3 separate regions of the Mus musculus genome follow, and all the other regions are linked to region 1. The links are chromatin loops, found by intact Hi-C in ENCODE. Cell type or tissue: left cerebral cortex. All regions are shown on one strand. Links, peaks and the distances in the headings refer to the core of each region. The heading gives the core; the rest is flanking DNA.

The links. Peaks named below come from ENCODE experiments on the same cell type or tissue, not always from the same donor. Only the 100,000 strongest peaks of a DNase experiment are listed, where the experiment ranks them.
Region 2: it touches region 1 in a loop (2.3-fold over the local background); 2 of 42 quality-filtered maps call a loop at or near these places.
Region 3: it touches region 1 in a loop (2.2-fold over the local background); 2 of 42 quality-filtered maps call a loop at or near these places.

The regions. Positions count from the first base shown.
Region 1 is chr10:114,867,240-114,875,359 of GRCm38, reverse strand. The region is part of intron 2 of Gm40767 (a long non-coding RNA gene); the gene reads left to right. Among named protein-coding and RNA genes, the nearest start is that of Gm31182, 4.6 kb to the left of the region's middle. In left cerebral cortex, for the core only: no CTCF peak of the experiment used is centred there; DNase peaks (open chromatin) are centred at 1,451 and 3,932; H3K27ac peaks cover 870 bases.
Region 2 is chr10:114,798,306-114,806,425 of GRCm38, reverse strand. Trhde (TRH-degrading enzyme) reads left to right here and starts at 4,124. Exons shown (of 19, transcript NM_146241.3): 1 at 4,124-5,907. The coding sequence starts at 5,003. Gm15723 (predicted gene 15723) reads right to left here and starts at 4,700. Exons shown (of 2, transcript NR_155864.1): 1 at 4,163-4,700. In left cerebral cortex, for the core only: a CTCF peak has its summit at 3,811; DNase peaks (open chromatin) are centred at 4,701, 5,336, 5,709, 5,899 and 5 more places; H3K4me3 peaks cover 3,918 bases; H3K27ac peaks cover 2,541 bases.
Region 3 is chr10:114,951,633-114,959,752 of GRCm38, reverse strand. It overlaps Gm31267 (a long non-coding RNA gene), which reads right to left. Exons shown (of 4, transcript XR_380812.4): 4 at 7,648-7,975. Among named protein-coding and RNA genes, the nearest start is that of Gm31267, 7.8 kb to the right of the region's middle. In left cerebral cortex, for the core only: a CTCF peak has its summit at 3,457; DNase peaks (open chromatin) are centred at 3,318, 3,951 and 5,084.

The DNA.
Region 1 (8,120 bases), core at 1,450-6,449:
AAGTAAGAGTGGGTGGGTTGGGAAACAGGTAGAGGGGGAAGGGGATAGTGGATTTTCGGAGGAGAAACTAGGAAACTGGATAACATTTGAAATGTAAATAAAGAAAATATCTAATAAAAAAAGAAAAATATCTAATAAAAATATCTAATAAAAATATCTAATAAAAAAAGAAAGTGGCTCTTACCCAGACAGATCAAGCCAGGCTTCCACAGTTCCACGAGAAGAGGGTTTTTTGGTTGGGGGTGCGGGGGAGTGAAGAAGAGAAGAGGAAAAAGTAGAAGAAGGGGCAAGGAGTCTGGGTCTTTTATTCTGGTGGTTGCACAGGTAAGGCACAAGCCTTGAGTGTGTGGCGGTTCCCATGGCAACAGATGCAACCAGGTCCTTGTCGCCTAGTGGTGACTTCATCACTGGATTTGGAGGCTGACAGTAAACCACCTCTGATGTCAGCACATAAATAGGACGGTTGCTATGAGGAAGTCCAAGCAAACTAACAGTAACAGAAACAGAAACAAAGCAAACAAAACTGACTGCCTTGACTAGCGTCTGTAGATGTTCCCACGCTGCCTGCCACTGCTAGAGGCCAGCTCAGAACTGCTGTTTTCATGCATTTCAAACTCGTGGATTTCAATCTCACGGCTTCCCTGTTAGTCCATGGTCCTACTTCCATCTTGCTATTGAGTTGATGCCCTCTGTGTGGGCCTCTTGAGATGCTATGTACCTGATGTTGAAAATATCTATACGACAAAAGCCCTTACTTACAGACATTCCCTGAGTTGAAGGAACTAACAATATTAAGCATTTAATTAAGACAGAACACGATGGCCACTCTCACTGAAGCCTGAGAAAAGTGTTGCTGAGATGAATAACAAAGGAAACCTGGGATAAGTTAAGATTCATAAAGTCTAGGAATGTAGAGTGACTCTTGTAGGCACAGGCAAAAATGTCACAGACTGTTGAAGGGGCACCGGCATTGTAATTTTACATATTACATTAGAATTGGTTGATTAACTCAAGACGTGTGATGGGGACAGTGCTCCTTGAGGCAGGAGGTTGCAGAGTGGACGTCTTACTCATATCATGGAATATATTATCCAGCAAGCCTCTTCCAAGCCTCTGGTTTCCAGACACCTCTTTCTCAGTTTTGAATGTTGTTAGCAAGTTTTTCCTTCTTGAAGATTTTGCTTGACTGTGTCCCCTTCGTGTGGAAATCCTGACATAGACATCTATGACAGAAACATACAGTCTAAGGTCATTGCTGGGACCCTTTGTGGGTATACCACAAGGAAAATTCCTGAAGATGGAGTAGGGTAGAGAGGAAGTTCTTTTCTCATATTAACTTCTTTTGTCTGTGTTTTTAGTGTGAGATTATCTGCTCTGTGCATCATTCTGGTCTTCTACTCTCTACTCTGTCCATGGAATTCACTGGTTCCTCTGTCCAACTTTCTGGCCTGCGCTATTTTCATATGTTGAAATCTTGCCCACACATTGAACTCCCACAGAAAGATCACCTCCCCCTCTCCCTTAGAGCTTATTGAATGGTTTCTTCTAGTGACATTTTACTTAAATTTGTGTGATGCTGTTTAATACAGAGATATAATACAATGCTCCATATTATAGAACCCCCAAATTTCTGCATATTTTTTTTCTGGAACTATTGTGGTGGTGGTGGTGACTGAACCCAGAGCCTAGTAAATGCTGGATAAGTGTACTAGCACTGAGCTACACAGCATACTGCTAGCTGTGCTCTAATCTGTTGCACTGTTTTGGATTTTAGCCAGACTTCTCCTCGAGTAAGGTTTGTCGTTGGATGCTCTGTTCCACAGACATGAATGTGACAAGAATAGCTTATTATAGTTTGCAAAACTCTTTTCTATTTTTATCTTTGGTGTTCATGACCCTTGGGTTTTTATGAAAAGTATATTGATTATCTTTGAAGTAACGTGAAAAAATTCCAAGTAACTGGTAGATTTGATCTTTAGGTAAGTCAGATACTACTAGCAGTTGAATTTTCTAAGTAACAGATTTAAAAAAATATATTATTGGTAGATTTGGTAATTTATAATTGGGCATTCATTTAATCTACTTTTTCCCCCAAGTTAGTCACGACTGGGTTACTTGTAAAGAGCAGACTGTTATTCTTTACAGTTCAGGAGAAAGGGAAGTCCAAGGCGAAGGTGCTGACTCCGGCTCACTGGGGGCATCTTGCTCTGCCCTTATGTAGCAGACAATGGAAGTCAGTTATGAACTCTGTACAGAGGCCTTTTATGTACAGACATAAAAGGATGCGGTTCTTCAGCCTAATCTCTTCTTAAACTTTTTGCTCTATTTTACCCAAGTTATTAATGCATATAAAGTATACAAAATAACGAGTTTCGCTGTGATACTTTAAACACACATACAATGTGATTGAATCAAATTAGCCACTGTTACTCCCATTGTTCCCTTTCCCATTTCCTAAGAGTCCCCATTTTTAAGTTTTATTTCCCCCTTTTGGTCTAGATTCCAGCTATGAGAAAAACCATGTAACACTTTTATGTCCCTGACAGGTTTCTTTGCTTAACACAACAATCTCCAGTTGTATCCTTTTTTTTTTTTTTTTCTTTTCTGGCACATGATGCAAATTCACTTTCTAGGCCTGAATAACTCTTTTGTGTTTTTCCATCATGTGTTCTTCATTCGTTGGCTGATGGACAGATAACTGGGCTGATCCTGTAGCTTGGAGTGCTATAGTGGGTTTGGGTCTACAGGGTTCCATTTTTGTTTCCTTCTCAGCATATGGTCAGCAGTGAGATAGTTGGTTCTCTGTGGGATATTTTTTGTATGGCTCTCATTGAAGTTTTATTGTGAAAATTGCTTATAGGTAAGGTCCATCTCTACAAGTGTTTTACAGGAACGTAACACTCCTGATTTTTATTTTCAAGATGTGTGACCATTGATTATTTTGTTTCTGAAGCTTTTATCCAACAGAACAAAGCAGGCCAGTAAAATAAGGCATAAAAATGGTACAATAGACGTCAAAATTATAATCATTTACAGAAGATACGATTATTTACTTGGAAACAAAATATCTATCTGGATTATTTGTAAAAAAATAAGTTGGAGAGCTATTACTATCGGAGAGTTCTCCAAGTAATGATAAATAAACTATTTCTGAAATATGCCTGTTAGGGGAAATAAGTGGGGTATGTGTTTGTGTGTGTGTGTGTGTGTGTGTGTGTGTGTGCGTGTGCATGTGTGTGTGTGTATGTGCTTGGGGAAAGGATAATTAAATCTAATAGCACTAGGAACAGAAATAGAATATGCTTGAGAATAAGTTTGCCAAGGAATTCCCAGAGTTATATAAAGAAATAAAATGAAAAATTACTGAAAAACATGGCAGAAGTTTAAATATGCACAAAAAACATGTACCAAGCCGCTCGAGACATCTTAATATTTTTAAATAAGGTAATAATCTTAAGAAAAGCTCAAATAAAAATCCAGTGTTTAATTTTGACGTTACATGCAGATCTAAAATTTATATAAGAGAGAAGAGGCCCAATATTGGAAAAGGGAATTCTATGAAAAAGTAGCACACAGCAATATTTAGAATGACGCAGAAAGGGTGTGGGGCTTTATATCTGTCCTGTGTGGATAAGGCTCTGCATCAGTATTGTGTACGAATGGTGGCTCTACATCTATACTAAGGTAGCCAGAGGGAAGTGTTCAGAAATAGACCAAAGAATAGAGAATCATTTAACAGAGCACCATTGTTGAATGAACAAGGAAATGGTTGATTATTTCATAAGTGGTAGTAGGATGAGGTTTTTTTTTTTTTTAAAGATGGTTACCAGAACACCATATGTTACATTTTCTACTGTTAGTGGCAAAACCCCCAGTTCCTATTTTATTATCTCTCTGTCTCTGTGAGTCAGGAATTTGTGAGGGGGCCCAGATGGTTCAGTCTGGCTCATGCTCTCTCAAGCAGTTGCAGTCAAATGCTGGTGGCTGTAGCTGAGACTGCAGGACACCGGAGCAGCTGGCTGTGGTCTGCAGGATCCCTGGACATCTTTATTGGGTTCCTCCCATAGGTTGCTTAGGGCTTCTTCCCTCCATGGGGTCTTTAATGAGTCACACGTCTTATGTGGCATCTGGAAACTTCAAAAGCCAATATTTAAGCAAGCAAAACAGAAGTTAAGATGCCGTCTGTTCCTGAGCTTTTGACATAGGACCATGCCTGTCACATGCAGAAATATATACCCCAATAGATACAAAGGTAAGGGGTGCAGGCCCATTTTGCCTAGGAGAGTATTGTCATCATCATCATCTCAAGATGAAGATGGAAGGAGAGAAACCATTTGGCTGAGTCTCCTTTCTTTGGCTTAACAATAACAGAGACTAGGTAACTCACAAGATGCTTTATTTTGTCTGAGCGTTATGAAAGCTGAAAAGTTCAAGGTTGGGCAACCATGCAGGTGACAAAGGCATCATTCTGCTTAACATGCAGAAAATGAAAGGGCAAATAGGCGTATGCATAGAGTGAAAGGTACAAATGGGGTGGGCGCTTTCTAATGGCTCACTCTCAGGACATGCGCTAATCGTTTCTGAAGGGCAGAGCCCTCACCACCCAACAGCTCTTAAAGGGCCAACTACTCTTTAATACTTTTACACTCAATTAAACCTCAACATGAGTTTTGGCAGGGACAAACCACACCTGGGAAGCATTATTCTAGCCGTTTTTGGGAATGGTCCCATTTACACAATTGAGGTTGGTCTTCTCGAATGAGTTAACATAATCAGGATATCCAGATAGAAGACCATCTCTAAGATGATTCTAAATCCTGTTAAGTTAGACACAAATTTTCTTTTCTTTCTTTTTTCTGTAGATGAATGTTTCTTAAACTCAAATTACAGACCTATTACCCTAATAGAACCATCAAAACTTAGAACACAGATGTAGAACCAGTAAAATGCTATGTAAGTGGATATCTATTGAGTAAAAAGAGAAGCTGGCTTATTTTCTTTCAAGCACTCCATATCTACGAAAATGATCTTTGGTTCTGTCACTGTCCCCATCCTTATTTGGTCATACAAATTGTATTTGCCTCCTTCTTTAAAATTGTCAAATGGAAACAGAGAGATAATAAAATATCACACATGAACACATGTTTAATCTGCCAATCCAAGTGATTTCTAGAAGAATAAAATTCTCCAACTATAAAATGATAAAAAATGATGTTTAAAATAAAATATTCTATAACAAATTTGAATATACAAGTGTTCATCGATGATTAGAGGATGTAAAGAAATAGATGTTCATAATTACTAATAATGAGGAAATTCTTAGATTTAAGGTAAATGAGCTAGACACTATTCTGTATATAAGACAGGAAATTAGAAGTCAAGGTGAGAATGGAGCCTACATAAAATTAGCGCAATGATAAATGGTAATTCCTTCATGTAGGTGTAAATGATCAGAGAAAAAAGGAAGAAGCCTACCCTAGTGGGGAAAGCACACCACTGAAAACCACAAGTTGTCAATATGGAAAAACTGAAGCATTAAGCAAATAAGCTTGTTTTCGTCTGTCAGCATGATATGAAAATAACGCCCCAAGTCGTAGGCTGGGCAAGTGATGTGAACACGTCTATTGGATGTCAAAGCATGGACCTGGTATCTGAAGTCTTGAAAAGGTGCAAGTCACAGGGCTGCAGGCACCCTTTGAGAGCAGGATAGTTGTGTACAGATGTGTAGCTGGGCCATCTTCATCCAATGCCTGTTTGTACCCAGTGTCCACATACAGAGCAACAACACCCCTCACAATGTCTAAAATACTATCCACATGTCTCTGCTCCTTTGGACCACAACACCTTTAATTTTGGCATTAAAAAACTTATTAGACTAGACCATGCATTCCAGTGAGAAGAGCTCCTGCTGAATCATCAAATCATTAGCTTTCCTGAAACTTAATACTGCTTATTCTCAAACATAATATTGAAGACACTTCACCACATCCTTTAATATAAACTCATAGGATATATTTGTTTCTGAGTCTTTATTGGAAACTCTAGTTTTTCTGAATGCTACAATTAGTCATGTATCACACCATATTTCCTTCTTTGTGTTGGATCCATGAAGTGTATAGTCTAATTTTTGACCTGTGTTCAGCAGGTTGATGAAATGGCATAGAATGCTTTGTGCATTCTAACGTTATGATCCATAAGTTCTGGCCTTTCTCCTCATTGGTTCTTTATTTGTAAATATAGAAACAAAAAATGTTTTAAAAACAATCCTCCCCCCCATGGTACAAAATAACTGGTTACTTAGCAATTAGATGTTATAGACTAAAAGAATGGTATAGGTTTCTCTAAAAATGCTATTTGCTACTCCTTCCCCTGACTATGAGTTGATTGAAGATGGGAAGTCATTAACAAGCCCTGGGGCTTTGCAGATGATGGGTAACTGAGAAAGGATGATGGGAATGGAACCAGGAATGATGGGCATGCTGGGACAGGAAGTCTTGTGGTTCAAGTTGCTCTCACGAGTCATAGTCTCTCATCTCTGTATACATCCTCATCATCTGACTCCTTCTCCTCTCATCTCACCTCCTCTGTGGAGCAGTTTGCTCCGTGTCACCAACTGACTGGATTTGGTAACTTAAAAATGTGTATTTCAAATGAAATTTGGCTCTAACATAATTGGTCTACAGTATGTTCACTGTAATTGTATGGGAGAGATTATCCTTTAGATACAGTAATGTGTCCTATGTCTTCATAAAATGTATCCTTAGAAGAATATGGTATCTTCTTAATTTCCATGGTTTGTCATTGTAAGCTACTTAGATAACAACAAACAAATAATTAATAAAATTTCTTGAGTGAGTGTACAGGATGTGGTTTTACACTTGTGAGTAGTTGAAACATATGTATTTCTGTAAATTGTCTAAAATATTAAAGTGACTTTTGAATGTTATCAGTAGTTTCATTACCTGTTCCATCTTCTAGTAGGCTAATTGTATATTATACATTTTAATATTACTTTTGACTCTTTGTGAATTTCCTGTTATGCATCCCAGTCCCACTCATCTCCCAGTTCCTTTGTATCTGCCCTCCACCATTGCAACTACCTTCTCCCAAAAGCAAACAAAAAAAGCACCTCTCTGTGGAATCTGCGGTATGTTACAGTGTATCACACCATATACCCTTTTGGGGAAACATCTGTACTGCAAATGTTCATTGCAGTGAGTCCTTGGTTTGGTTTGAGGTCTCTGTTTTCTGCTACACTGTCAATACTGGATCCTCGCTGGGACTCCTTTCAGATATCTTGTTGTTGCTCTGTGTCATGGAGATCCTTGCAGCTTTGGTTCTGTAGGGCTAGTCCCTTCACATGATCCAGAGTTCATAGATTAGGAAGATATTGTGGTGGGACAATTCAAAGCCTTGGATCTGGACCTGAGTAGAAGCTGAGTTAGGCAGCCCACCAGCTCTCTGGCACCCACAGCACCATGGCTAGCTCTAATGTGAGGTGCAGGCCACTGCTGCAGCCAGAGAAGGAGGCAGGTAGCAAGGGATAAGGGGTTGAGACATCTCTCCCTTGCCCACACCACCATTCAGCAGTAGGACCAGCTCTCTCCCACTCATGCCCTTGGGGTTGGTTTACCCGTGATCCCTATCATCAGGGTCTGCTCACCAGGTTAGGTATATTATACATTTTAATCCGTGTCTTTTCTCTTGAAAAATCCTTATTTCATCAGCATGTTTTAATTTTACTTTTTAGCTATTATAAAATACGTTTTGATAATTGTCTTCTTTATTATAATTGGCACAAGTAACTTTTGAATGGCTTTGATATTTACAGTCCTACTTTGAATTGAACTGAAGTCACTCTCAGGCATGGCATGTGAAGCTCCAAGGAATCCTGTAGCATGTTCAAAAGAGAAACTTCTCTGGCAAATAATAATATAAACAGTATGCTGTTTATCATACAGAAAATGATGCAATTGACCAACTGTCAGGAAATGGTCTCTGAAAAATTTTCTGGTAATCATGCTGAATTACTCTGTTGACTAACATTAGAGATACAGTTTTGTAGAGTTATTTTTCTCTCTATGAAGTCAATTGGCCCAGATAAAAAAACCTCTGGTGTA
Region 2 (8,120 bases), core at 1,252-6,251, 69 kb after region 1:
TAACACTTCCATCCAGTCTGATGCCTTAGAAGTCAGACAGCCGACAGTTAAATCAAGGTATCAATTTTAGTTGGAAAACAGAAACTTCCTTAAATATTCTGTCTTTTATCTTCAAGTTCAGGAGGAAGATTCTAATAGAAAAGGCAACCCTTTTTTTTTTTGGATGAAACTCTTTATAAAAGACTCAGGTCAAATGTTATGAAAAATTTAAATTGTGGAATAGAGAATTACCAAGAACTTTGATGTAACAGGGATTTGCAGAGTTGAAGATTTTCATCAAATTATCACTATTTTGGATTTTAAGATGCTGTTTTTCTGCTGCCACATGGGGGCGCCACTACAGCTGGGGAGCAGAGATTTCTGCCTTGGACTGTCAGCAAGGGTCTTTTAGCTGCCTGTGGTCTTCAGAAAAGGATTGCAGGCCTAAGCACGCCAGTCTTTTTGACTACCAGTGTAGCGGCTTGCTTGGTTTACAGTCTCCTGTGCATTAGCCAGTACAGTTCTTACAATGTCATTTTCCTCCTTAAATTTTTAAGTTGAATTTTTTTCGTGTGTGTATGTATGTGTGTGTTCATGTTCATGTGAACATGTGTGTGCATGTGTGTGGAGGCCAGAGGTTTACTTTAGGCACTGTTCTTCAAACACGATTCACCTATTTTTTATTTATTTATTTATTTATTTATTTATTTATTTTTATTTTTTGGAGAATGTTTCTCATTGCCCAAGAGCTTGCCAAGTAAGAGGCCAGGCTGAATGGCCAGACAGGCCCTGAACTTCCTCACCTCTGCTTCTTCAGTATTGTAATTTGCAAGTATGTGCTACTATGCCCAGCTAAAATAGGTCCTGGGGATCCAACTTAGGTCTTAGTGTTTGCAAAGTAGGCCACATTACTGATTGAGCTTGTCTCCCCAGCTCAAATTTTGTTTGTCTTTCATGGAGAAGATTAAAAACCTCTTGGCAAAATGAGGAAATTAGCTCCCGAGGGCTGAAAGGTACTTCCTCGAGCCCTCTGATATTAACACATCAAGAAACTGAGTTGATTAAGTAAGTGGAATAGGATCACAAAAGGTTGGGAGGGTTGAGTGGGGACGTAGCTCTTTCTTCTGAGCCACACAGTTTCTGGACATGAAGAAGCTAATCACACTTTCAGAGATGGAGTATGCAAGGGCACTCAAGTTGTGCATGTTCATGCAAATCAGTGTGGGGACAAAAGGCAGTGCAAGTTTAAACAACCAAGGAGCACAGACCATCGCTCCCTGCAAGACAGTTCATTTTGATTATCGACAGGATCGGAGTGTAGATTTGATTAAAATCAACTTCTGGTGGACTTCATGACTTTTAAACATTCAGATTATATTCGCTTTTACAAGTCCCCAGACCTAATATGGACAACATTTTAATGACATTTATTAGTTAAAGAAAAAAAAAAACCAGCATGACTTTCTCACAACAAATAAATGGTTCTTGCTAAGTGTCAGACACTGAGAAGGTGCCTCCCTTGTGAAGAACACAGCCTGATTGTAGCATCACAGTAGCCAAACCTTTCTCTAATCAAGGGACTTAAATGCTAATGACAACTTTTAAACCAAGTGTTTGTGGTTAATTCCTTCAATATTCCTCTTAGGTTCACAACCTGAAACTTTGCCTGTTCTCTGCTGGTTTTGGTTTGCAGTAGGGTGAACATTTTCTTGGAAGATAATATAAAACTTTATTCCACCAATGCATCTTTCTCGGGTTCTTTACACTTTCAGACGTCACAAAAGGAGAAAAAATTCACTTTATATTAACAGGAGAGAAACACATATTTACTTACTTGATCTTTGATACTCAGTTTATTGGGTAAAGCCACACAAAACGGGAATCAATAAGCTAATAAGTTGTGCCCACTTCATGTTAATAAACTTGAATTTGCTTCATTTGTGTCTCAAAAACAATCCATTTGCTAATTTAATCAGTCAGGACAAACATTTCTAATCAGTAAGTGATCTGCTTTTTTTTTCCTCTTTTCTTTCTTTTCTTTTCTTTTCTTTTCTTTTCCTTTCCTTTCCTTTCCTTTCCTTTCCTTTCCTTTCCTTTCCTTTCCTTTCCTTTCTTTTCTTTTCTTTTCTTTTCTTTTCTTTTCTTTTCTTTTCTTTTCATTGCAATGGTTTTGAGAGTTACCTAACAGTAATCTTCATGAGTTCTTGGAAAGTAATGGCCTTGTAGCCTGCACGACTAACATCACGTTAGAGACAGAAAGCCTCAGAGACCCCCTAAGAAGGTTGTTTCTTCATTAGGCAGGGGGTGCTTAGACTCGCAGGACTCACTCTAGAAGCTGCTAGCTATCTGTGTCCCTTAGGCCAGGGTTCCTGAATGTCTAGACCAGAGCCCTGAAGTACTAAAGAATATGGTGTACTCTTGGAGTCTCAGGTGCTCTTTTGCCTTGCTAAACCGTATTTCCTAACTTTGGGGAAACAATCTAACCCCTCAGCTCTCAGCTCCTAAAATGCACATAGCCAGACCCATATGAAAAAAAAAAAAAAAAAAAAAAAAAAGCAAGAACAAAGATGGTTCAAAACAGAGCAGAAAAAAGTAACTGGGACAGAATGTGGCATTTCCCCTGGTCTGTTGCTGGCGGCCCACATACAACATGCTTAAAAATACCCACCCTGGCACCCATCTTCCTTATTTATGATGATGCAAGTGGACATTTAGAAAGCATGGTATTGAGCAAGTACCCTAGCTAGGGATGAAGGGAAAAGAACTTCTGCAAGCAAGACTCCCAGTTTAAAGTTGATGTTGTGTAACTGAGCTCCTCTTATTGGCCAGGCTTTAACAATATCATTTTAAGCCTATTTTTCACTACCCCAAAGCTAATAGTCTCTCTCTTTCTCTCTCTCTCTCTCTCTCTCTCTCTCTCTCTCTCTCTCTCTCTCTGGAAAATAATGATGGTGATGATTTCTTAAATGCAATCTGGATTTAAACAAACAAAAGAAACATGTAAAGAGACATTTCTTCATTTTTTTTTAAATTGACTGAGCCAGTCATTAACTCTTTGTCGCCTTCGAGGCGGCTGTCTTTCTAAGCATTGTTTTAGTTACAACTCTATCAGCACATTTTGAAGTTTCGATAGCACACCCCCTCTACTCTAGTGGAGAGAACTCCAACAAACTCCTGAGAGTCCAAAGGCGGCCAGCAGGCTATATATGTCCTGTGCTTTGATGATTCTTGCTGTTAGCGTACACTGGGGGTTCATAACTGTTCTAATGAAGTTTAAACACTTTTCATGATGATACAGGGGAGTTGCAAAGAAGAATTGTGCCTAGGTGAAGTAAGACGCTGACAAGTCACGTGAGTATGGATTGATACACTGTCCTACTAATATCCAAAGTCATGGGGCCTCCACCCTCAGTTTTCCTTCCATTCGTTTCTGAATATTGTATTGTGGGCATCATGTTGTAATGCTTTCCCCAATCTCAGAATAAAATGCGTTCTATGGGGAATCCTTCTCTTGTCTTTAGTCTTTACTTACGGAGGAGGACTCTACTAGTTCATTGCTAGCCATTATTTCTGACTGCACACCTAGCTTCACTACACTGGTGTAATATATGCAGCCAGGCTTTGGAGAATTTATTTCAATTTACATACAGTCCTCTAAATCCTCTGGCGAGCTTGATGTGTGATCTGACACTGCCTCCCCAGCAGGCTCTGCCTTTGCTCTTGATGCTAATAGCCCAAGGCTCCAGTGGTCCCTCTGGGGAATCCGCAGTAGGGCTAAGGAGTCGGAAGAGGGGTGACTGCGGGGCTTGTTGCGCCGAAGATTTACAATGTACTCTTGCAGGCAGCTCAGCAACCCCCTCTGTGGCTGTGGGTGTCTGGTGTGACAGAGCGGAGAAAAGCTCTCTCTAATCTCCCAGTGCCTGCCTCTGTCGCTAAACCTCTCTCCTCCCTCCTGCCTTCCCTTCCTCCTCGCTTGCTCCCTCTCTCTGCTTCCCGTTTCTCCGGGAGTTTCAGTCCCTGAATGCAGCTGGAGTACCCTTGGCAAAATCTACACCCGGAGCCCGTGTACACACACACATACACGCACACGCGCGCACACACGCGCACACACATGCACACGCGTTGGCACACACGCACGCACTTCAGTTCTTCCCCCGGGGACGCGGCTCAGACCTTCATCTACCTGAAGTGGACACCCCGACCGGACACTTCTTCACTTGTCTTCTCTGGAGGGCAGAGCATCATCGGAACGCGGGAGGCTTGCTGCCCAGTCCGCAACCTCACGCCTTTTACCGCCACCACTGCTTAAAGTGTCCAGGGTGGAGAAGGCTTCTTCAGGACGGATGCTCCGCGGCCGTGGGACTTCCTCCGGCTAGCTTACTCCAGTCCTTTCCTCGGTCCTCTGGTCCATCCTCTCCTCTTCCACTGCGGGGTGGAAGGCTCCAGCGCCTTCCGGGCTGCCGCCGCTGCCACCGCCGCAACTGTTTTGGCGAGCACATCCCACCCAGAAGACGGAACAACGCTGCCAGAGTGCGGGGGGCTGGTGAAGCCCTAACTTGTCCCCCGACTCAGTCGCTCTCCCCAGCGCTCTCTGTCCTCTTGGCCGAGCCGAGGAGAGAGCAACCGCCGCCGCCACCCTGGTAGAGTGCGGCGCCCGGGAGGACAGGCGAGCCGCAGGCGCACAGGGGCGGGGGCGGCGTGTGCCCGGGCGCCCGGTGCTGGCCCGACGAGTAGCGCGCACCCGGCGAGCGACACGCTTCCCAAGTTGGGGCGCGTCCCAGAGCTGGTTGCCCGGCTATCCGCAGCTGTTGTCTGGAGAGAGGCGGGGCTGATGGGGGTCGTCTCGGTCGTCACTAGCCTCCAGAGTCTGTCTTGAGAGAATCTGAGCTGGCCTCCCTAGGGTCCCAGCCGGCGTCGCGCCCTCCGCCCGCGTGCGGTCTCCAATGACTGCGCTGGAGGTGGCCCGGGTGGCCCGCCCGCTAGGGGTGTCGGAGGGGGCGGGGGAAGAGGAGGAGGCGGTGTGATGGCCCTGGACGGCGAGAGGGGGGAGCAAGAGGAGGAGAAGAAAAAGAAGAAGAAGAAAAAGAAGAGGAAGAAGAAGGAGGAGGAGGGGGCAGAGAAGAGCAGTTCACCCTTTGCGGCCACCATGGGAGAAGACGACGCCGCGCTCCGGGCAAGCGGCAGGGGGCTCTCGGACCCGTGGGCTGACTCGGTGGGAGTGAGACCCCGCACCACGGAGCGCCACATCGCAGTGCACAAGAGGCTTGTGCTGGCCTTTGCCGTGTCCATCGTGGCACTGCTGGCTGTCACCATGCTGGCCGTCCTGCTCAGCTTGCGATTCGACGAGTGTGGAGCGAGCGCGGCGATGCCTGGCACCGACGGTGGCCTCGGGGGTTTCCCCGAGCGCGACAGCAACAGCAGCTTTCCAGGTTCTGCCCGGCGCAACCACCACGCGGGTGGGGAATCCTCTCAGCGTGAGAGCGGCGAGGTGGGCACCCCGGGGACCCCGTCTGCCCAGCCGCCGTCGGAGGAAGAGCGGGAGCAGTGGCAGCCCTGGACACAGCTGCGCCTATCCGGCCACCTCAAGCCGCTGCACTACAATTTGATGCTCACCGCTTTCATGGAGAACTTCACCTTCTCTGGGGAGGTCAACGTGGAGATCGCGTGCCGGAACGCCACCCGCTACGTGGTACTGCACGCCTCCCGAGTGGCGGTGGAGAAGGTGCAAGTAGCTGAAGACAGGGCGTTCGGGGCTGTCCCGGTTGCAGGCTTTTTCCTCTACCCACAAACGCAGGTCTTGGTGGTGGTATTGAACAGAACCCTGGACGCGCAGAGGCATTACAATCTGAAGATTATCTACAATGCCCTGATAGAGAACGAGCTTTTGGGCTTCTTCCGCAGCTCCTACGTGATCCACGGGGAGAGAAGGTATGGAGGGAGGCGGTGCCCTGTGCTGCCCCACCCCGCCAGGCGGCTCGCACTGCTGAGTGAGCGCCGGTGACCTCCGGGACCCAGTTGGCTTCTAATATCCAGGAGCCCGGGGTTAGGGAAGGAAGCCAAGGTGAGGTGGGATGGTCCTCTCGAACCATAGGGGTCTCTCTGATGCCTGGCCTCTCACCGTTTGCTATGTTCACAAACTCAGCAATGCCAAAAGATGAATACTGCTTTTCCTCTAGGTCGGACCTTTCTCTTATAGACTGGTAATGAAGCCAGGCATTTGGGCTTTTGCTTGTTTCTCTAAAGGTTGCAGTTCAGTTCGTAAAGGATGATAAATGTAGAAAACAACTTCTCAGGTTACAGTGGAGGGAAATAGTTGATAACCAAAGAGCAGGAAACAGAGTAACCCAGCTCTCAGGTGAAGTCAGACACGCCCCCTCCCCTTCACAAGCCCACCTCCCTTGACTATGGGAGATTCAGAACAAGCCCCGGCTTTGGCTTTGTAAAGTTTTCCCAAATTGCAAGCTGAGATTTTGAGCACAAAGAGAACTTGCAAGGAAAGGTTGGCAGGGGCAGGGGCAGGGGCTGGGGGCTGGGGGCTGGAGTGGTGGTTGCGATGATCAGAATCAGAGAGAGGGACCTCTGAGGCACTTTGATCTCTCCTGAGAGTTCCTGGCTCCATTTGATTCCTCAGCTGCTACCAACAGAAGTGACTACACCCAGAAGGGAGGGAAAGCTTGCAGTTAGTCTCCAATGCCTTTGCTGAGTTAGATTTGGACTGCCTCCTAGTTGCTTTTTGAAAGACTGGGACTTCAGAACCAACAATTCTGTGTCCAGGTTGCGCCACAGTTCTGATAGTTGTGAAAGTTTGAGGAAAGGGTCGAAGTTGATGATTCTAGCCCATGATTGATAGGTGCTTCTAGTCCTGACTGCTCGCCCACTTCTGGTGAACTACATTCTACTTGGTCCTTATGGGGTTCATGCAGCCGGCACCACTCTATGTTACAGGTGGGAAAATAGAAGCTCTGGAAAGTCATCATTTGACATAGATCCCCAAGTGAGACCCAGATAATTTGGCCCCAGAGCTCATATATTAAATTCTAACTCAGTGATAATAATAGTATTACTCTCTCCATTATAGGATCGATTAATATGGTCTTGAAAAGCACATCACCCAAAACCAAGCCTGCCTTAGAGCGCTTCAAAGTTCAAGTGCGTGTCCTGCGGTAGTAAGCCGGTTGAATGAATGTATGAATGAATGAATGAATGAATGAATGAATTTTGTTTTCATTGCATTTAAAATAACTTCGCTTAATTAAATGACTATAAGGCAGACAAACAACCAGATTGAAGTCATAAATGAAACCATCACCTATAGGTAGCATGATGATTAGTAAGAGGTAGAGCTTCCTTTGACACTGAGTCCCTTAACAGCAGGAAGCTAAGGCTCAGAGCAGCCCAGGGCACCTGAGGTCAACAGACTGTTGTCAGAGAATGGGAACTTGAACTTTGGCTTGCCCAGCCCTGCACCACAGCTCAAGGTACTTAGAGACTCTCAGAAACAGTGATTGTGGCAGAGACTGGGAAAAAATCTCATTGTAGTGTGGAAGTGGACAAAAGTTTTATTATTTATTGAGTGGCTGTGAAGTCACCTCACACGACCCCTCCATGTGTTAGTAGTAGTGTGATAGATACAGCTTCCTGTGAGCTAATACATAACTCATTCATTTCCTAACACCCAAGACTGTGTATGGATAATTTAAACCCTTTGCCACCACTTTCTCTAACACAGATTAAAAAAATATTTTTAAGCCCCCAAATTATATAAAACATGCAGAAAAGGCACAAGAGGTAGGTTTGCATACTGTGCTTGGAAACAGGTTCGTCATGTCAAAATGTCAATAGAGGAAGTTTTACATCGTCACCCATAAATCTTACTGTTGTGAGAAAAATACTCCCTCTTAAATCCTGTTTTCTTTTTTTCTTCTTTTTCTTCTTTTTCTTAAACCATGCCAAGATGTATTTGGCAGAACTCAGCTTGTTTTGGTCAGTGCTTTCAAATTAAGAGGACTCTAAAAACGACCAGATGTTTCCACTTGCCCTGTAACGGATTTCTTGTGCCCACAGTCCATATTTGTATTCAGACTCTCTCCTTCAGTTTTCCCTAGAGATGTAAATACTTTAGCTGGAAGTTTAACCTTCCA
Region 3 (8,120 bases), core at 1,252-6,251, 85 kb before region 1:
GGATATGGATTTGCTAACTGAGGTAAAGCAAGCAAGCATACAAACATCATAGGCAATCCCAGTAGCTTTGTCTATATTAAAATCAGTTCTATGTCTATTGAACATCATCAAAAATGAATAGCTGAGTTACAGAGTGGGAGAAAATGGTTGTAAAATAATGCAAAAAGCCAGGGAAAGGCTATGACAAATGGATAGAGCACTTACTAGTTAGTATATAAAATATTTCAATGTTCCTATTAACTGAAAGGTATAAACTTATATGAGAAAAAAACTTAATGCCAGTAGCAAGAACATAAAAAGTAAGACAAAAACAAGTATCGGAGAAAGTAAGGAGAGAGTGCAGCCTTTATGCACTGCTTATGAATCATAAGTTGGCAAAGCCATTTTGGAAAGCATTTTGGTGAAATGAGATTCTGCGGTGTCAGGGAGATGTCTCAGTGGGTAAGTGTGCTTGTGGTACAAGCACGAGGACTCGAGTTTGAATCTCTCCCACCCAGCATTGGGATCAGAGACAGGCAGATCCTAGAACGTGCTGGTCGTCTAGCCTAGATGAAGTAATGAGCCTCCCATTCAGCAACAGACCCTGAATCATCTCAGAGCAATGCCAAGGATAACAGATGCTGTTTGATATGTGATTTGGCGTCAATATACTTACATGCATATTGTGAACATCACAGGTGGGCACACTTGTATACCTCCATGCATGCAACACACAGAGACACAGACAGATCACACACACACACACACACACACACACACACACACACACACGAGAGAGAGAGAGAGAGAGAGAGAGAGAGAGAGAGAGAGAGAGAGAGAGAGAGAGAATTTATAGCTTTAAATATTTACCACCAAGTTGTTTTCCCAAATGTCCAATGCTTTGTGTGCTATATCTTCTACTACTTAATATATATGTTTTAAATTTACCAAAATTATATTATACTCATTTAATGTTTAAGTTGATAGCAAAGCTGAATATTTTATAACTTATTAGTTAATAGATTTCCTCTTTTGGAAGTTATCTTCTTCTTTACTATATCCTACAAGATATAAATCCTGTGGGAACATAGCTCTTCCTTTACAGATTCAAATCACCTTGCACATAAAGCGTTTTTCATACATTTGCATAGAAATGTTTAGGTTGCTTTTGTGTCAACTGCCCGTGGTGTTACAGTTACAAATGACCATTAAGCATCATTTATACATTGGCTGTTGGTAACATCTCTCCTGGAATATACTTGTTCTAATCCTTCCAGGGTCCGAATTCAGGTCTGGTGGAACTTTATAATGAGTTTTCAAGCTTCTAAGTTACCATCAGCAAAATAAGGAGGAAAAATACCCCATCCCTGAGAGGATGCTCAACAGGTTACACATCAATGGGTGGGAATGGATAATCCTGTCCCTGAGAATAGAGTCCTGGATCATCAAGAACAATAATACAGCCGACCACAGGGCTTATTTGCAGATCATTTGTGTAAAAAGGAATTTGACTCCTTTTATTGTTACCCTGTGATGATATAGAATCAGTGTCTCAGGGAAGGGTAATTTAACAATAAGAATGATCCTCCGGGAAGTGCTCTGTTGGAACTTTTCCAGCTTGCAGTTTCCAACTAGCTGGGACTGTCTAATTGAAAGGGGGAATATGGTAAACCTGCTGGCTTGCCTGCTGGAGACTGGTGCAGCTAGCTGCCTTTCTGTAGTAGTCCCCGGTAATTAAGAATACCTGAAGGAAAGAGCTGGCCTGGCACAGCCAACAAGGGCTCTGAAGGCTGATAGCATCGCCTAACTCTGAAAGACAGAGAGTCCTCCAAACCCCAGGAGACATGGTTTTGCTTTGTTTTTTTAAAGATATTTTTTGCATACCCGACAGGACATACAAAGTGAAAGTGGGGTCCTCCCCAACCCCCAACAAACACAATTACTACAGTCTCCTTGATAAAAGCACTTCCCTTTTCTGGGGCTCTGGAAAGTTTATGTGTGAATCTGGCCTCCCCATAGACTCTTGTATACCAGTCAGTATTCTAAAAGTTGTTGTGGCAGGAGAATTAAATAAATAAGGAGCGAACTCTCAGCTCTGAGTCTGTTCTTGCTCCAATATTTTATGTTGGGGGGGTTATTTATTTCCAGTTTTTATGAAATGCATTGGCATGTCGGTTCTCTGCTGGGTGCTAGAGAGACAGAGATGAATAAACCCTAATGAGCAGAGATGAGAACATCAATAATTTTATTTTAAGGAGACTGAAAGTTTCACAACAGAGCCTCAAGGAAGAAAATAGCCATTCAGCCCAGCGGAGGGTGAGTCAGAGGAAATTTCATGGGAAAAAAATGACATTTGAACTGAATCTTCCCTCCCTCCCTCCCTCCCTCCCTCCCTCCGTCCCTCCCTCCCTCCGTCCCTCCCTCCCTCCCTCCCTCCTTCCCTCCCTCCCTCCTTCCCTCCCTCCCTCCTTCCCTCCCTCCCTCCTTCCCTCCCTCCCTCCTTCCCTCCCTCTCTCCTTCCCTCCCTCCCTCCCTCCCTCCCTCCCTCCCTCCCTCCCTCCCTCCCTCCCTCCCTCCCTGTTTCACTTCTTCTCTCCTCCCTCTCTCTAGAGACAGGGTCCCAAAATATCCCAGGCTGGCCTCGAACTTGTGGAGCTGAAGTTTATCTTGCACATGTGATTTTCTTGCCTCTAACTCTCTAGGGCTGGGCTTACAGGCATTGAACCTGAACACTCAGTATTTGTCGTGTATGCCAGGTAAGCATGTGACCCACTGAGCTACACCCATAACCTCTTGAACTCTGATCTTGATGACAAAACCAGGTTTCCAAGCAGATAGCATGTGGGCAAGAGCCCGAAGTAAACGGGAAAGAGTCTCATATGCCTGGAGTAGAGAGGACCAGGGACAGGCTGGTCTCCACGGAGGTGGGGACCACAAGAAAGAGAGTGGAATTTTTTTTTCCTTTTTATCTTTTATTTTTATGGAATGGGGAGATCGTGAACATTTTTGTAATATACGTACAGTAGCAACGAAAATAGACTTGTACTTCAGGAAACAGATCTTGAGAATTTGAAGGTGGATTAGAGATGTGACTGGGAGGCTAATGGCATAAACTAGAGAGAAGTGAACTGAAGGAGCCCTAATAAAAAACGGAAGTAGGAAGGAGAGGGCAAACTTAGGGAGATTTCAGAGGGAGAGCCGACATGGTCTGACAACTTGGGGACTGTGGGTAAGCAGGAATTAACAGGGGCAGAGGAAGCACTGGGTGGCAGGCTTGGGAAAGTGGAAGGCAGTTGAGGAGGGTGCTAGGAGCCCGGGACGGCTAATTTAGGCTACTTGCGCTAGAACATCAAACAACTCCCCAGTTTCCCACTATACTAGGTTATTTTAATATCTGTTGGTTGAATTTTAATGTGTGCTAAAATTGTATTGACATCATAGCTTTTATGCCGAACTTGTGATGTAGATGCTCTTATAGAGAAGGCCAGAGCTGAGCCACTAGGGGCTCCTTGCTACATTTCAAAAGCTGGTATCTCCCCACCTATACTGAAATGAGTGTAGATTTTTAAAAATTTTTAGGAGAACCTTATGAACCTAGGTTTAATATATATGTATATATATATACACATATGTTTATACATATATATGTATTCACTTATATGTATGCATATGTGTATACATTTATACATATTTAAACATATATATATATATACATGCACACATAAATATATACATATATGCATATATGCATATACACATATATATTAAACCTACACTCATAAGTTTCTTGTAATATATATATATGTGTGTGTGTGTGTGTGTGTGTGTGTGTGTGTGTGTGTGTTTAATGCAGTAGTGAACTACCTTCCTGTCTTGGTTGGCCCTGGTCTAGGATCACTGCTCAGACTGCTAAAACTGCAGCATCCTTTTGTTGGCAGTAGCTGTGTCTTCCTCCACCTCCTCCTCCTCCACTGTCCCTGGGTGTCTGTTCTATATGCAGAGAGATAGCACACACTGGAGATAGGTGATATTGCTGACTGTGAGATCAAGTGAGGTTTCTCTGGGCCTTTGTTTGTGCTGGCAGCTAGAGTTGTTAATTCACCTCTTGCTCTAATTAAAATTAAAGTTTCTAAGGTCCTTGGTCAGATCTTCCTTAGGAATAAACATGAATACCTTGTGACAGAACTGACAGCTTTCTTTAACTGTTCCTCGGCCTGCTGATCTCTGATTATTTTTCCCTGTGGGATTGGATGAATAAGCCAAATTTGAGAATTCAGACCAAGCAAAGAATTTTATTGTCCTTGATCTTTCTTGCTCCTTGCTCTGGGGTGCGTATCTTAGAATTTTCTGGAGAGGACTAGTTCCTGTTAGGAATGTCCTCCAAACTGTGTCTTCTGAGATATTTCCAGAATTTATGTATTGTCCAGGCTTAAGGAAAAGATCGTGGGAAGTAAGCACTAGAGGATTATGGGAAATAGGCAAGATCTCTAGAAGGATTTTGGGAAATAAGACTAGTTCCTGTTAGGAATGTGCTCCAAACTGTGTCTTCTGAGATATTTCCAGAATTTATGTATTGTCCAGGCTTAAGGAAAAGATCGTGGGAAGCAAACACTAGAGGATTATGGGAAATAGACAAGATCTCTAGGAGAGAAAAAAAGCAATCAGGCTGTCCGTGTGACATAGGAAGAAGGGTAGCCTTTCTTTAAGCATCATGTCATCTTACTTTCAAGGACTCTACCTACATTCTGAGAGGGGTCCTACATAGCATAGTGATATCGTGAATATAAATTCTGGGGAAAAGATTGTCTATCTTTATCTTCAAAAGAGCTCCTGAGTTGCATAAGCTATAGACTCCACCAATTTTGGTTCTATTCTTATGCCCATAAAATAGAAAAGAAAGAAAAACTCAAATATGAAGATTTTTGTGTTCCCTTTCCGTTCAGTGTTGGTTTTATCTGGCCCAGTCACATCCTGCACTTCTAAATCCAGCTATCTTCAAAGTTTGGGGGTGGGGTGGGTGTAGGGGTGGGTGTAGAGGAGAGGGTGGGAGACTGATTTCTGCTGTCCAGTTCCATTCTGTTGCATGATTTGCATAATTCTAGATAAACAACTGAGGAAAGGGATGACTAATCGTTATTGTGATGCAGCCTTTATGGCTTCAAGCCACCACAATGGCGATATGTCATTCAACACTAGGATGGCTATACTCGCTCTACGTTGGATATATATGTGAGCTTTAAAATTAATCACTGCAACATGCAAACTAGCATAAAAAGGAAAAGAAAAGAAAAGGAAAGGAAAGGAAAAGAGAGGAGAGGAGAGGAGAGGAGAGGAGAGGAGAGGAGAGGAGAGGAGAGAAGAGAAGAGAAGAGAAGAGAAGAGAAGAGAAGAGAAGAGAAGAGAAGAGAAGAGAAGAGAAGAGAAAAGAAAAGAAAAGAAAAGGACGTGAACATGAGTGCAAAAACACACAAAGCCCCAGGATAAACCAGATGAAGACTGGCAGTGAGCCCAAGGTTTGTGGGGTTTTGGACCTTACTTCAGTTCCTTGAAATTGGCACCGGAGTGCCGTTTTCCAGAGGCATAATCAGAGAGGCCAGGTCTCCGTGGGCTCTTCAGCTTTGTTGATTCTCTTCTGTTTATTATTAAATTGTCATGTTGTTGCCAGTGCCGCGGCACAGTCCCCTTGTTTGAAGCACACTTCAGTTCATTATGAGTTCTGCAGGACCCCATGAGGTATGATGCCAGCTTCTGCAGCCTGCTCTCCCCATTGGTGACACTGACAGAACGAGATGAAGCTGGCCCTAGGTCTCATCTTCGATCAATACCAGGGATAAGGCTCTGTTGTGATTGGCAGCTTTGCTCACCCTGTACCTGTTTTCTCAGTCCCTCTGCTTCTCTGGTTTCCTCACTATGTGTATTGCTTCCACCTACAAATTATTTTTAAATAAAAAGAGCGGAGGAAAATGTGCTCTTATCTCTGCTGCCCCGAATCCCGAAAAGACTCACAAGGGCTATTTACTGGTGATAAAACGCAAGTGCCTTGTTGTGAGATGAGATCAATAAGTAGTGTTCTCTAGACTTAGTGCCGAACTCCAAGGAGATTAAGTTTGTGCTGCGCCCACGGAGTATTCGTCTCCCTTTAGGAGCAAGCTGTCAGGCTCCCATCCAGGTCTCAGGCTGAGTTATGCTACTGGGACAGATGTGCGGCCCCTGTGGCTCTGACTTTTTACAACCCCTCTCTTTGTGATCACCACCGAAACGCCGACACTGGGCAGTTCAGTAATGGTGATCTTGGGGCTCATTCTTTCCGGAGACATCTGTTCTGCTTTTGCTCCTTGACTCGGTTGATGCTGTAGGCATGCTGTTCATTTGCATGGACAGGACTTCCCGATCTCATCTTTCATCTGGATCATGAATATGTACTGATGGAGCCGGGTTTCAATTAATTCAGATAATTCTGAATTGCAACTGGCTTCAGGAGACAGGATGTCTCGGCGTATTTTCTGCGCAGGCTATAAGCAGCACTGTGCTATGAGGCTGTATGAACATCTGCAAAATGGGCTCTTTATGCTTTTTTAAAAAACATGCACTGTAGCGGAACAGAAGCATGATACAACCATTAGCATTAGTGTCAGCATAACAGCCTCTGAATGGCATATTGGTGGGAAAATATTGATAGCAAAATGTAAACAACTGCAAATGGGAAACACGATAAAGCTCTCTTCATAGAACTCGTAATTTACAATTAAATAGACTCCTTTGAAATGATAAGAAATAGAGGTAGGTGTGCTCAAAGTTTCAGGGAATGGAGTCAGTGATTCCACTATTTCATTGACCCCAAGAATGGATTAAAAACTGAGAAGAAAGAAATAAAATGATTTCATGGACTATGTTCCTAGCACATGACTGATTGTGGTACAAATACTCTTAGTCATAGCCCCAGCCCATGGAAAAATTTCAAAGGTTAACATTCACTGTGCTCCAGACAAGCAGCGTAGCAATAAGACTTCTTGGTACCTTCACACTCTACTGTCAGGGGATGTCTGTGCGAAGGAAAATTTTCTTACAGATGTGCAGATGTATATTTAGATAAGGGGTGACATTTAGCTTGGTGGATTTTCTCCCACTGTTACAGAGTCCCTAGCTCCAATTTTCTATATTTAAAAGGGGTTGAACAAGATCAGTCTCTCTCTCCATTCTTCATTTTAGGGGGTCATTAATATGACACACATGAAGACCATAACTGTGAGGAATTTACTTATGTGGATCTTGTAAAGAAAACAGATGTTTTAACGTGATTCTTTGTTGAGCTCTTGTTACTACAAGTTTCATCGTTCTGGGGCAAAAATGGTGAACCACAGCTGGGAGGGAGATTGATAACAGCAGTTCTGGGACCAGAGCCATTATTCAGGTAGAGATTAGGGGGGCATTTGGGGGAAGCCAGACCTCTTAAGGCTGATTTGGGGTGAATGTTATCACTAGTATTATTGAGTTTTCCTCCATTGGATACCAGCCAAGGAGGACCTGAGATGGTTCAGAGAGAGATTCCATTCCCGAAGATGGCAGCACAGAGCCTTTCTGAGGCTGGGGGCATCTGGGTACGGGCACCTGAAGTTGATAAAGCACCAAGAGTCTTCCCACCCAGTGCACTGCTCTGTGGGTTTGTACTAAGGAAACAGCTCCTTATGCGTTTTGTTTTTTAAGTTTTTAAAAAATATATTTTAATTGAAACAGAATCACACCGGTTTTCCCCCTCCTTTGCTCCCTCCAACCCCTCCCATGGCACCGCCCTCAAGTTGATAGCTTTTCTCTTTGATATACATACATACATACATAAATAGATTAATACAGTCTGCCGAGTTTGTTTTGTAAATGGTATCAAGGCTGATGACTTGTATTGGATAACCAATAAGGGGGTTCCTGCCTGGGAGAGGCAAACCTGAATGTTCTTCCATGGATGAATCGATGCACATATATACAATGGAACACTACTCAGCTGTAAAGAAAAAGGAAATTTTCAGTTAAAAGTGTAGACCAGAAAAGATGATATCGAATGAGGTAACCCAGACCTAGAAAGACAAATATTGTATGTGGCTCCTAGCTCCAAATCTTCACATGTAAATATGCAATCTAGTGTAACT